Regions from separate parts of the Homo sapiens genome. Here region 1 is linked to region 2. A link is an interaction called in ENCODE POLR2A ChIA-PET data of the cell type or tissue named here. Cell type or tissue: Panc1. All regions are shown on one strand. Links, peaks and the distances in the headings refer to the core of each region. The heading gives the core; the rest is flanking DNA.

The links. Peaks named below come from ENCODE experiments on the same cell type or tissue, not always from the same donor. Only the 100,000 strongest peaks of a DNase experiment are listed, where the experiment ranks them.
Region 1: POLR2A ChIA-PET joins it to region 2 with 6 read pairs; 3 of 35 experiments call an interaction of 5 or more read pairs at or near these places.

Annotation. Positions count from the first base shown.
Region 1 is chr10:94,338,476-94,343,857 of GRCh38, forward strand. It overlaps NOC3L (NOC3 like DNA replication regulator), which reads right to left. Exons shown (of 21, transcript NM_022451.11): 14 at 3,198-3,270; 15 at 1,958-2,021; 16 at 1,801-1,872; 17 at 1,264-1,445; 18 at 133-261. Among named protein-coding and RNA genes, the nearest start is that of NOC3L, 22 kb to the right of the region's middle. In Panc1, for the core only: no CTCF peak of the experiment used is centred there; no DNase peak of the experiment used is centred there.
Region 2 is chr10:94,083,941-94,089,322 of GRCh38, forward strand. All of the region lies in intron 2 of PLCE1 (phospholipase C epsilon 1), which reads left to right. It overlaps PLCE1-AS2 (PLCE1 antisense RNA 2), which reads right to left. Exons shown (of 8, transcript NR_120616.1): 7 at 4,196-4,261. Among named protein-coding and RNA genes, the nearest start is that of PLCE1-AS2, 22 kb to the right of the region's middle. In Panc1, for the core only: no CTCF peak of the experiment used is centred there; no DNase peak of the experiment used is centred there; H3K4me3 peaks cover 551 bases; H3K27ac peaks cover 2,057 bases.

The DNA.
Region 1 (5,382 bases), core at 88-5,087, 250 kb after region 2:
GGAATTCTAAAAAAGGCAGCCCCAGAACAAAATATAATTAAGTACTCTGGCAATAACAACTATTTGAAGAAAAACTGGAAAACAATTATTCACAAACATCCCCAAAAAGAAAAAAACCAGGGCCACTCTTACCCGCAGAGCATGCAGTTCCCACAGAGCAGTGTTCTGAGCATTGCAGTACTCAGGCTCATCCAGTTCAGGAAGGAAAACTCCACTTCCCTGAGATTCACTGTCAAGCAGTAGATCTGTTTTGGGGAAAGTCTGCAAAAATGTCACATAAAAAGAATTGGTTAAATTAACATTGTTAATATAAGAGGTGTTACTGGTTTGTAGTTGTATTTGCATTTAAATTTATGGTTGTATAAGAGCTTTGCATAAAGTCTTTACACCTAGATTTAATAAAAAACAATTTAAGTTTATATAGTAAGAACAAGAGTTGCAAAAAAAAATTTTATCTTTGCTTGCTTTGAAAATTAATTTTATCTTGCAAAAGAAAAAAATATGCTTCTCACCTTGCAATCACACTTTTAGAAATCTGATAGAAATAATTACATCAGATAAATACATAAAGATATTCACTATAGCATCATTTGTAATAGCAAAAAAAGAAATAACCTATATCAAGAGAAATAGAAAGAAGCAGAAAAACCAGACTGCCTACATTTGAATATCACTTCTACCACTGACTGGCACTGCTACTCAAGCCAAGACACTTAACCTCTCTGGACCTCAGTTTTCCCACATGTACAATAGGAACAAGAATAGTAGCTACCTCAGAGTTATGAAAATTAAATTTTTGTAAGGCATTTATAACTGGAAGGCACATAGTCAGAACTATGGTGTTTGTTAAGCAAAGAATTAAATAAACCTTACATAAAGAGAGTAGTGACATTATAATGTGTTTACCATGATTAAATGCTAAGGTTAAAAAAGTGGTAGAATATATAGCATAATCCTCTTTCCATTAAAATACAAAGTTGAGTTGTTTCTATGTGTATGTGTTTATATATGAACTTTAAAAGGCTGCTGGAAAAATACCCACCAAATGGTAAATGGATACCCACCTAATGACACTGAGAAGTGTCAATAGGTATAAAATGCTTTTTTTCAATTTTATATACCTCTTTTGTCACCTGATTTTGTTACAAGTGTGAATTACTTCTGTAATTGAAATAATATAAAAGGGGGGAAAAGACATGCCTCAAACAAAAAAAATCATTGCATTATAAGAACTTAGCTCTGTTCATTTGTATCACTACTTACATGCATTAATATTCTGGTAGTTGCTAAAATGCCAATACTTGAATTTGGAAGAACATGAAGAGCAAGGGTACAAAGGCGTTTGATGAAGGCAAGAGCTCGCTGCTGAGAAACTTGCTTTCTGCGCTTAGTTAGCATGACATCAAGGCACTGGAGTACAATCTCAACACCTTCATTGGTAGCACCTAAAACAGCAGACATATTCTTCAGAGCTGTTCTCATTACTTTTTCATTACGCAACTGGACTGAACTTCAGATAAACCCAAGATAAACTTTTGTACCTGTCCCAAACCATTTCTCTAATCAATGAGGTAGTGCTATACTGCTAAGGAGATACAGCGGGCTATACTTACTGCATCTCCAGTCAATTCCAGAAGCTCTTTCTCCAAGTCTTACATAAGATTAAATACAGATGCATGGCACTGGAAAGTCACCATTTTATGTACCTGTTCCTATTTCTCATTTGTCTACAATGATGGGTCATAACATATTCTTAAAACATAAATACATATAAAAGAAACATTATCTAAACATACATACCTGCATGTAATTTGAACAGTGTTTTGTAGAGATGTGTGTAGAATTTCAATGGATCAATATTCAGAACATCACCTTTGAAATGACAACAAACACCAATTAGGTATGTTATAGCATTCAAAGGTAAGGCAAACAAAACTTGATTAAGAAAATATCATACCTTGTCCAGAAAGAATATGAAAAGCAGTCTGGACACAGTGAAGACTTTCTTGATAGCTTAGGTCCTTTAAAAAAAAAAGGGGGGGGTGAGGGGGATGGAATATTAAGAATGGTAATTGCCATTTATAGCTTTAAAAAAGAACTTTAAGGCCAGGAGCAAAGACTCAAGCCTGTAATCCCAGCAATTTGGGAGGCTGAGGCAGGCAGATCATTTGAGCCCAGGAGTTCAAGACCAGCTTGGGCAACATGGCAAAAACCCATCTCTCAGGGCCGGGCGCGGTGGCTCACGCCTGCAATCCCAGCACTTCAGGAGGCCGAGGCGGGCAGATCACGAGGTCAGGAGATCAAGACCATCCTGGCTAACACGGTGAAACCCTGTCTCTACTAAAAATACAAAAAATTAACCGGGCATGGTGGTGGGCGCCTGTAGTCCCAGCTACTCGGGAGGCTGAGGCAGGAGAATGGTGTGAACCCGGGAGGCGGAGCTTGCAGTGAGCCGAGATCACGCCACTGCACTCCAGCCTGGGTGACAGAGCAAGACTCCCTCTCAAAAAAAAAAAAAAAAAAAATTTCTACAAAAAAATAGAAAAATTAGCCAGGTATGGTGCCCCACATCTGTAGTCCCAGCTACTCAAAAGGCTAAAGTGGGAGGATCACCTGAGCCCTGGAAGGTCAAGGCTGCAGTGAGCTGTGATTGCACCACTGCACTCCGGCCTGGGCAACTGAGTGAGACCCTATCTCAAAAAAGAAAAAAAAGACCTATAAAGGTTATCTTTAAGATAACCTAGTATGAGGCAGATTTACAGGGTGACTATAGTTTACAATAATCTATTATCTATTTCAAAATAGCTAGGAGGGAAGAATTTGAATGGTTGTCACATAAAGACACATATTTAAGGTGACTGATATCCCAAGTAAAATATTTACAAACTATATTATATGAATATATTTAATTATCACATATACCCTGAAACCATGTACATCTATTATGCATCAATTTAAAAAAAAAAAAAAGAAAACAGGTCAGACAACCCTCCTGCTTAAAACTCTCCAATGGTTGAAAACGTTCTACATCTTGACTGTGGTGGTAATCATATGATCATAGGCCTTTGTCAAAATTCATAAACTGTACATCTAAAAGGGGTTTTACTGTATACAAAATATATCTCAATAAACCTGAAAAATTTTTAAAATAGTAATTACCATTTATATCTTTTAAAAAATAATTTATTATTACTTACACCAGACTCAATGAGAGTATGAAGAACTACTAACAGATCATCAAAAAATTCCACATTTATAAGGTGAGCAAACCTGGAATCAAACAAAACAGTTAATCAGTGAACTAAAAGCAGAAATAAAGCTGGTAGAAATTAAGCTTGACTTTAAAACTGTATTTTTAATATTCTTTATTTCGAAATGTTAGCTATGAAAGACATGGCAATTATTGATACTTTTCATTAATTCAGATTGGCCTCTTCAACAATTCATACACCATTGAACACTAAACTCAGTAGAAATATATAAGGCACTGAACAAACCAAAAATATTTCAAAAATCCTTCTGCACTGAGAAAGAAATTACTAGAAGCAAACAACTTCCTGAGGAAAGTTTAGGAGGTATCCGGCAGGATCGGCTTCTAAGAAAACAGGTGGTGGGAAGAGAGACAAGGAAAGATTCTGCTACTTACAAGAATATGGACCTTATGACAGCTTTAAGGATAAAATGGAAAGAATACTGGACCCCAGTATCTAGTTCAGGCTCTGCTCTTAATTACCTGCGTGATCCTAGGTAACTCACTTCACTGTCCTGGGCCTCTATTTGTAGAAATAACTGAGACCACCCAATAGGGTTAAAGAAGAATCATATGAGCTGCTAAATTTGAGAGTTACTCCATATACTATAGTAGACACTGAAGTAGGTTAAAGTCAGGACATCTCTTCAATATTAGCAAGAAGTCTTTGATCTATGTAAATCTTAGAAGAATAAAAGACCTTATGAGTGACATATTCCATGCATATCGGTACAACTTTTTGGAGAAGCAATCTGACAATTATTTATCAAAATTTAAAATGAGCATACCCTTTGATCTGGCACTACATGCACACACATGCATGAAGATACACACACACACACACACACACACACACACACGTGCGCAAGTATTCCCAGTGCAAATAGGCGACTGACCAAATAAAGTACAATATATCTATAAAATGGAGCACTATAAATTTTTTAAAAATTAAGTGATATATATGTGATAAGGGAGAGGTACCAAAAGTAACTGTTTACAAAACCAAAAAAAAAAAAAAAAGCAAGTTACAGGACACTAAACATAGCATGATTCCATTTGCATGAAAGATGGCAGGCAGGCCCGGTGCGATGGCTCATGCCTGTAATCCCAGCACTTTGGGAGGCCGAGGCGGATGGATCACCTAAGGTCAGGAGTTCGAGACCAGCCTGGCCAACATGAGGAAACCCCATCTTTACTAAAAATACAGAAATTAGCCAGGTGTGATGGCACATGCCTGTAGTCTCAGCTACTCGAGAGGCTGAGGCAGGTGACTGCTTGAACCTGGGATGTGGAGGTTGTAGTCAGCTCAGATTACGTCACTGCAACCCAGCCTGAGCAACAGAGCAAGACAGTGTCTCCAAAAAAAAAAAAAAAGGTGGCAGATGGCACGCAGACAGACTACATACATATATAGGAGGGGGAGCTTGCAATTTTAAATTGTATATTCTTTTGCATTATTTAAATTTTTTAAATGACCATATATTATTTTTTAAACTTTTTTAAATAAAGGAATTAGTTATTAAAAAACAAATAGCTGGGTCGAGCATGGTGGCTCACGCCTGTAATCCTAGCACTTTGTGAGGCCAAGGCTGGAGGATGACTCACTCAGGAGTTCAAGATCAGCCTGGGCAATATGGTGAGAGCTTGTCTCTATTTAAAAACAAAAATAAAAACAGCAAGTCCTACACAATGTAGGAATAATCCCTTCTCTGACCAGCCTCTCTGAAGATTTTTAACCACAAGGACCGTATCACCATATAAGGAAATGCATACCATTGCCAAATAGCTCCAGTTATTAGAAAGTAATTTCTTATGATAAACAGAACTTGCCTTTTCTATATCTTCTAGCCATCAGTCCTATTTCCAACTCTATTCCTAAAGTTGTACTGCCCAACAATGGTAGCCACTAGCCACATGTGGCTGTTAGGCACTTAAAATGTAGCTAGTCCAAATTAAGACACAAGCGTAAAATATAAGTGTTCGAAAATATGTTATGAAAAAACACCAAACAACTCATTAATGTTTAATATTGTGTTAAAATACTTCAGATAAATCAAATCCAGTAAAATATATAAAAATTAATTTCACCTGTTTCTTTTTATCTTTTTAATGTGGCTAATAGAAAATTTTAA
Region 2 (5,382 bases), core at 65-5,064:
GGACACGGTTCAAGTCCTGGCTTAATAATAGAACCTTCCACATAGTATTATTGGGAGGATTAAAGGAGGCTATCACATAGGGCACTTAGCACCATGGGGTGCTTAGAAAGCTTTTAAGAATGGTAGCTGCTAAAACATACAATCCTTTAAAGTTGGACTTTGGAGTAAGGAGTGCGCTTCGACAACCAGCAGTAGCTGCCAGCAGTTTAGACTGAGAATGGCTCTGTGCAGCCAAGCCTCCTAAAGCCACCTGGAAGCTCTCCAGTCTGGACTTTGAAAATTTAAATATTTTTCAAATTTATTTTTGACCAAGTTTAAAGAAAAGGGATTCCCACAGTGTGAAAGGGGCTGCCATAGCTTTGCCGTTTCCCCTAAGGAAGGGCCTGAGGGAAGCTTCTTTTTGTTGGTGGAAGAAATGAGGGGAGAGGGCAAGAGTTTGGGGTAGGGAAGAACTGGACTGGAAGCTGAGTCTGGTCCTCTTTAGTCTGCCTCTTCAGGCCCCCATCCCCGGCCACCTATTCCTCTTCTGTAAAACCAGGGCGCTGGACTAAGAGGCCCTTCCTGTGCCGACATTCTGTGAAACCATAAACGCTTGTCTTGAGCTACAGTTTAATGTGAGCCCTCAGGGCCCTTGTAAGTCTGGGCCATTGGAAAGATGTCTCCGCATCTTTCATGTGAGTCAAGAGGTGGCTTTGTCTTTTATCTTGTCTGGTGTCCATACATCCCAGCTTTAAATTCCTCTTAAAATTTGGAGCCAGGGAAAAATTTCTCTTGCTGCTTAAATCTTCACACTGTTTCTGATTGGACAATGCCAATGATACACCTCAGGGTATTTCTGTTATTGTTTCATTTGCCAAGAATCTCAGAGCTAAATGCAGTGACCAGCAATTGCGGCTTCCTTCAAACAAGTCAGGTCTCAAAATCTATCTTAAAACTGTATGTTGCTGTTTAATTTTATGTACTTTAATGGAGAAGCCACATCAAATCCATTTGTGGCATTAAACAGGAAAAATCACCCATGCAGAATGACATAGTAAATAAATGCAGAAATGAATGAATACCCCTCCTCACTGTCAGCTGGCTCCTTCTCTGCCCCTAGTGAGTATGAAATTACAACAACAATAACAAATAAAATGTATAAAGGACCTACTCTGGACCAGTCACTGTTCTAAGTAGTTTATGTATATTTTCTCATTCAACAATCTTGTGTTTGGGGGTACTATTATTGTATTTATTTAAACATGAGGACAGGCAGGATTTGGGGGGACATTAGACCCTGCAAAATTCTTTGGCTTTGGGGGTCCTAGTGGTAGAGAGGCTTTGCCCCATCTGGTACTGGCTTGTTTATGTGGCTAATTAGTAAGCTAACCAAAGTCAAACAACCAAGAAAAAGACAAGGAGGAGGAGGGGAGAATTGATGACCACAGAAGGCAGGAAAACCCTCTCTGGCTTCTGACTATCCTGAGATCTACTCTGAACTCCGGTACTGACTTGAGGAATCTGTGGCGTCTCAGAGGCAGTCCATATTTTGGAATGTGTTTGGGGGTAGAGCTGTGCTTGGAGGAGTCATCCCGAGTTCCTGCAGACAGGACTGTTAGGAGGCCAGCTGGGCTGCAGGGTGTTCCACATGTCCATTGAGGCACCCTGCCTACACCTGATGAGTTTGTAGAAACATTCCCCAGCGGTTGCCTGACTTCCAGGGCTGGCACTAAAGGGGGAACTAGTCAGCCCATCTGACCATGAGTCCTAAATAGTTCCCATGGAATATTCAGTGCTCTGCACTTACTTCTCTTAGCACTGAATGCCAGAACGGCCACTAGCAGGGGCAGGATGGGAAACTGTAGTAGCCTGTCACGAGCAGGCTGATCATCCAGGGCCTGGCCTGGAAGACAGACTGGGTAAGTATAGTCTTCATTTGGCCATTGTGCTCAACTGGCAATGTGCCCACAGTCAATATGCAGATGTCTAGATGTGGCCAAATAATAATACAATTTTAAAAAACAAATAATCGAGAATTTGCATGTTCAAAATATCTCTCAGTCAACAAATATTTGTTGAGCCATCCCCTGTGCCCAGTACAATGCCAGATCCTGGGGGCATGGCAGCAAGCAAGCTCGTTGGGGACCTGCTGATTGGGAGCTCACAGTGAGCAGGCAGGCATGTGATTATTCTGCAGGCAGTGACTTCTGGTGTGGTTAAGTGCTGTGCTGGGGAAGCTTTGTCTTTTGGAATCTCTTTGGGTAGCTCTTTAATCTGGAGATGGTATCATTGCTCAAAACATTTTTGGAGCTGCCCTTTAGGAATTGCCTTTAGAACTGATTTGGGTCACACAGTAAAATCTATCTCACTTTTATTTTACGGCCACACCCAGCTTGTGACCAAAAATGGTATTGCCCAGCTTGACGACCCATTTTATTTTCTAGTCTTGGCTCTGATTTGCTTGTAAGCCAAAATTACATCCACCCTTTAAAGATGGATATTTATGACCACTGAGCATATTAGCAGTAATTTGGATAATTTTGAAGCAATTTCTCACTTGCCTAAGCTCCCATTGTCCTTTATATCTCTGTTGTAACACTGTCCAATCTCTCTTGCAGCTGAATTACCTCCTTCTGCCTGTGTTTTCCCCACTAGGGTGGGGGTCTTGGAGGATAGGCCCATATGTCTACACTCTCTGCAGTGCCCAGCACGGAGCACATGTTCAAAATGTGTATTTATTATAATTGAATGTATGGGTTGAATTGAAAGGAATCCAAGAGGTGTCTCAGGATTGCTCTGAGTAACAGGAGCACTGTTGGAATGATGGGCAGCCCAGTGGGCTCTGGAATCTCACAGGTCTGCCTCCAGTCCCTATTTGTCCCCTTGACCAGCTGTGTGGCCCTATGCAAATCATTCATTCCCTCAGATCCTTCATTTCCTCATCTGTGGAATAGAGATAATAATACTTGCCTTACTGGGGCTATTATAAGGACAAGTGGAATATTCACATAGTGCCCTAAGCACAGTGCCTAAATGGAGGTGATTAGTATTCTTGTAATATTGGAGCGAATTCTTGTTTGGATGCATAAATTCTGATTAAAAAAAAATAACTCACCCAGAAGTCACATTATTTAAAATCATTTGCTGGCCAAACACAGTGGCTCATGCCTGTAATCCCAGCCCTTTGGGAGGCCAAGGCATGAGGATTACTTGAGCCCAGGAGTTCGAGACCAGCCTGGGAAACATAGTGAGACCCTGTTGCTATAAAGTTTTTTAAAAAATTAGCCAGGTGTGGTGGCTTGCACCTGTGGTCCTAGCTACTCAGGAGGCTGAGGTGGGAAAATCACTTGAGCCTGGGAGATCGAGGCTGCAGTGAGCTGTGATCACGCCACTGCACTCCAGCTTGGATGACAGAGCGAGACCCTGTCTCAAAAAAAAAAAAAAAAAAAAAGAAAAATCATTTATCATAGAAAATGTATTCTGCAAGGAACCCTAGAGCCCATCTAAGTCCAACCTCCTAATTTTCTTTTTCTTTTGTAGAGAGAGGGTCTTGCTCTGACATCCAGGCTGGAGTGCAGTGGTGTGATCACAGCTGTAACCTCAAACTCCTGGGCTCAAGTTATCCTCCTACCTCAGCCTGTCAAGTAGCGGAGACTACAGGCGCACACCACCATGCCCAGCTAATTTTAATGTTTGTAGAGGTGGTGGGGGAGGGGTCTTACCATGTTGCCCAGGAAGGCCTTGAACTCCTGACCTCAAGCCATCCTCCCACTTCGTCCTCCCAAAGTGTTGGGATTACAGGCATGAGCCACCATGCCTGTCCCCAACCTCCTAATATTAATGAGATTCAAAAAGGGAAGTGGACTGACTAAAGTCATTGGTTCATGACAGAACTGGGCCAGGCCAGAGCTCTTTTCATGTGACGTTTGATACTTACCCCTACATTTGGAGGTGCCACCTTCCTTGCAAGGGCCTTGCATTTAGGCCAGGAGCTCGGATACTGGCACTTCTGGACAATGGTAGCCAAGAATTTAGGATATGCACTTGGGGAGCCACAGCACATGCTTTGCACACCCTTTTGCAGCAACACTTTGTCCCTCTGCAGGGTGTTGAGCATGCTGCTGTGGTTGTGTAGCTCACAAAGCTGGCATAAGCAATACAAACTGGTGGTTAGGAAGCATGCTGACAAACCTGGTACCATTACCTAATAGCTTACCACTACTTGATCTCTCTGAGCTTCACCTTCTTCACCTGTAGCATAGGAACAATAATGGAATCCACCCTATAGGGTTGTTGTGAAGGTTAAATGAGATAATGCATGAAAGTGCTTACACATTGCCTGGCACAGGATAAACACTTCTTAAAATTTACTATTATGATCAGTAATACATCCAAACCAAATATTCTGCCTCTGGCATCTCCACTAGTCTCAAGCTAACCTCTAATCTGCAATGAAGCCTTACCAGGTCTCTCTTCCAAGCAGGTGCTGTTGACAGACTTTTACCCCTCCCTTCACAAACATGACCTCTCACATCTCCTGTTTCACCCCAACCATGGACCACAAGATCCTAAAGTAATCAATAGCAGTTGCCCATCAATAATAGGGCTAGGAACTCCTGGGTTTTCTTGTTCATCATCAGTTATAGGAAGAAAAATTGGCCACTGGCTTAAACAAATACTGTCTTTCTTAGGAGTTGTCTTTACTTTGAAGGCACTTAGACCCTTGGGAGGCTCTGCTATTCTGCAGCATGGCAGGTGCCCACATACCTGGATGGCTGCCTTCTATTATTATTCCCTTGATACTGGGTTCTTTGCACATGTATACACTTTGGGTTCTATTTGCTACCCTTTTTTTTAAACTTGACTAAAACAGTGAGTAATTGGGAAGTTCTGAATTTCTATTTGGAAAACAAATTGATGAGATCAGAAAAATCCAAGTAATCCTAAATTTACAGAAGCCAGATTACTAAAACGCAAGGACATTTTTTTGTAATGTAGAAAAGTTATGTTTCACAGAGGTTTTTGCAATGCCCTGACTCTGGATCGCAGCCCTCCCTCGATTCTGGGTATTACATCATTTCATTTCAGCTAATGTAAACACTCATCACCCTGCACGTTGCAGGATTTTTCACTGTGATTTGAGATTGGGCTTCATTCAGTGGGTCGTGGTGATTAATGGTTTCAGAAGGAAGTGCAGCAGGAAGAGACTTTGCAGGAATGGAAGAGGTGAGGCAGCTCCACGTGAGATTCTGCAAAGGGATTAAGATTTGGCACCAGGCTTGGTTTCTGTGCAGCCTCTTAGGCAGAGAGCCCCAGGAGAGGGAAGCAGGCTGTCAGCTGTGGCTTTGCACGCTCTCAGCTGTCTTGAAGGTTGGTTGGCTCTTCCCGCTCTCTGAGGTACCC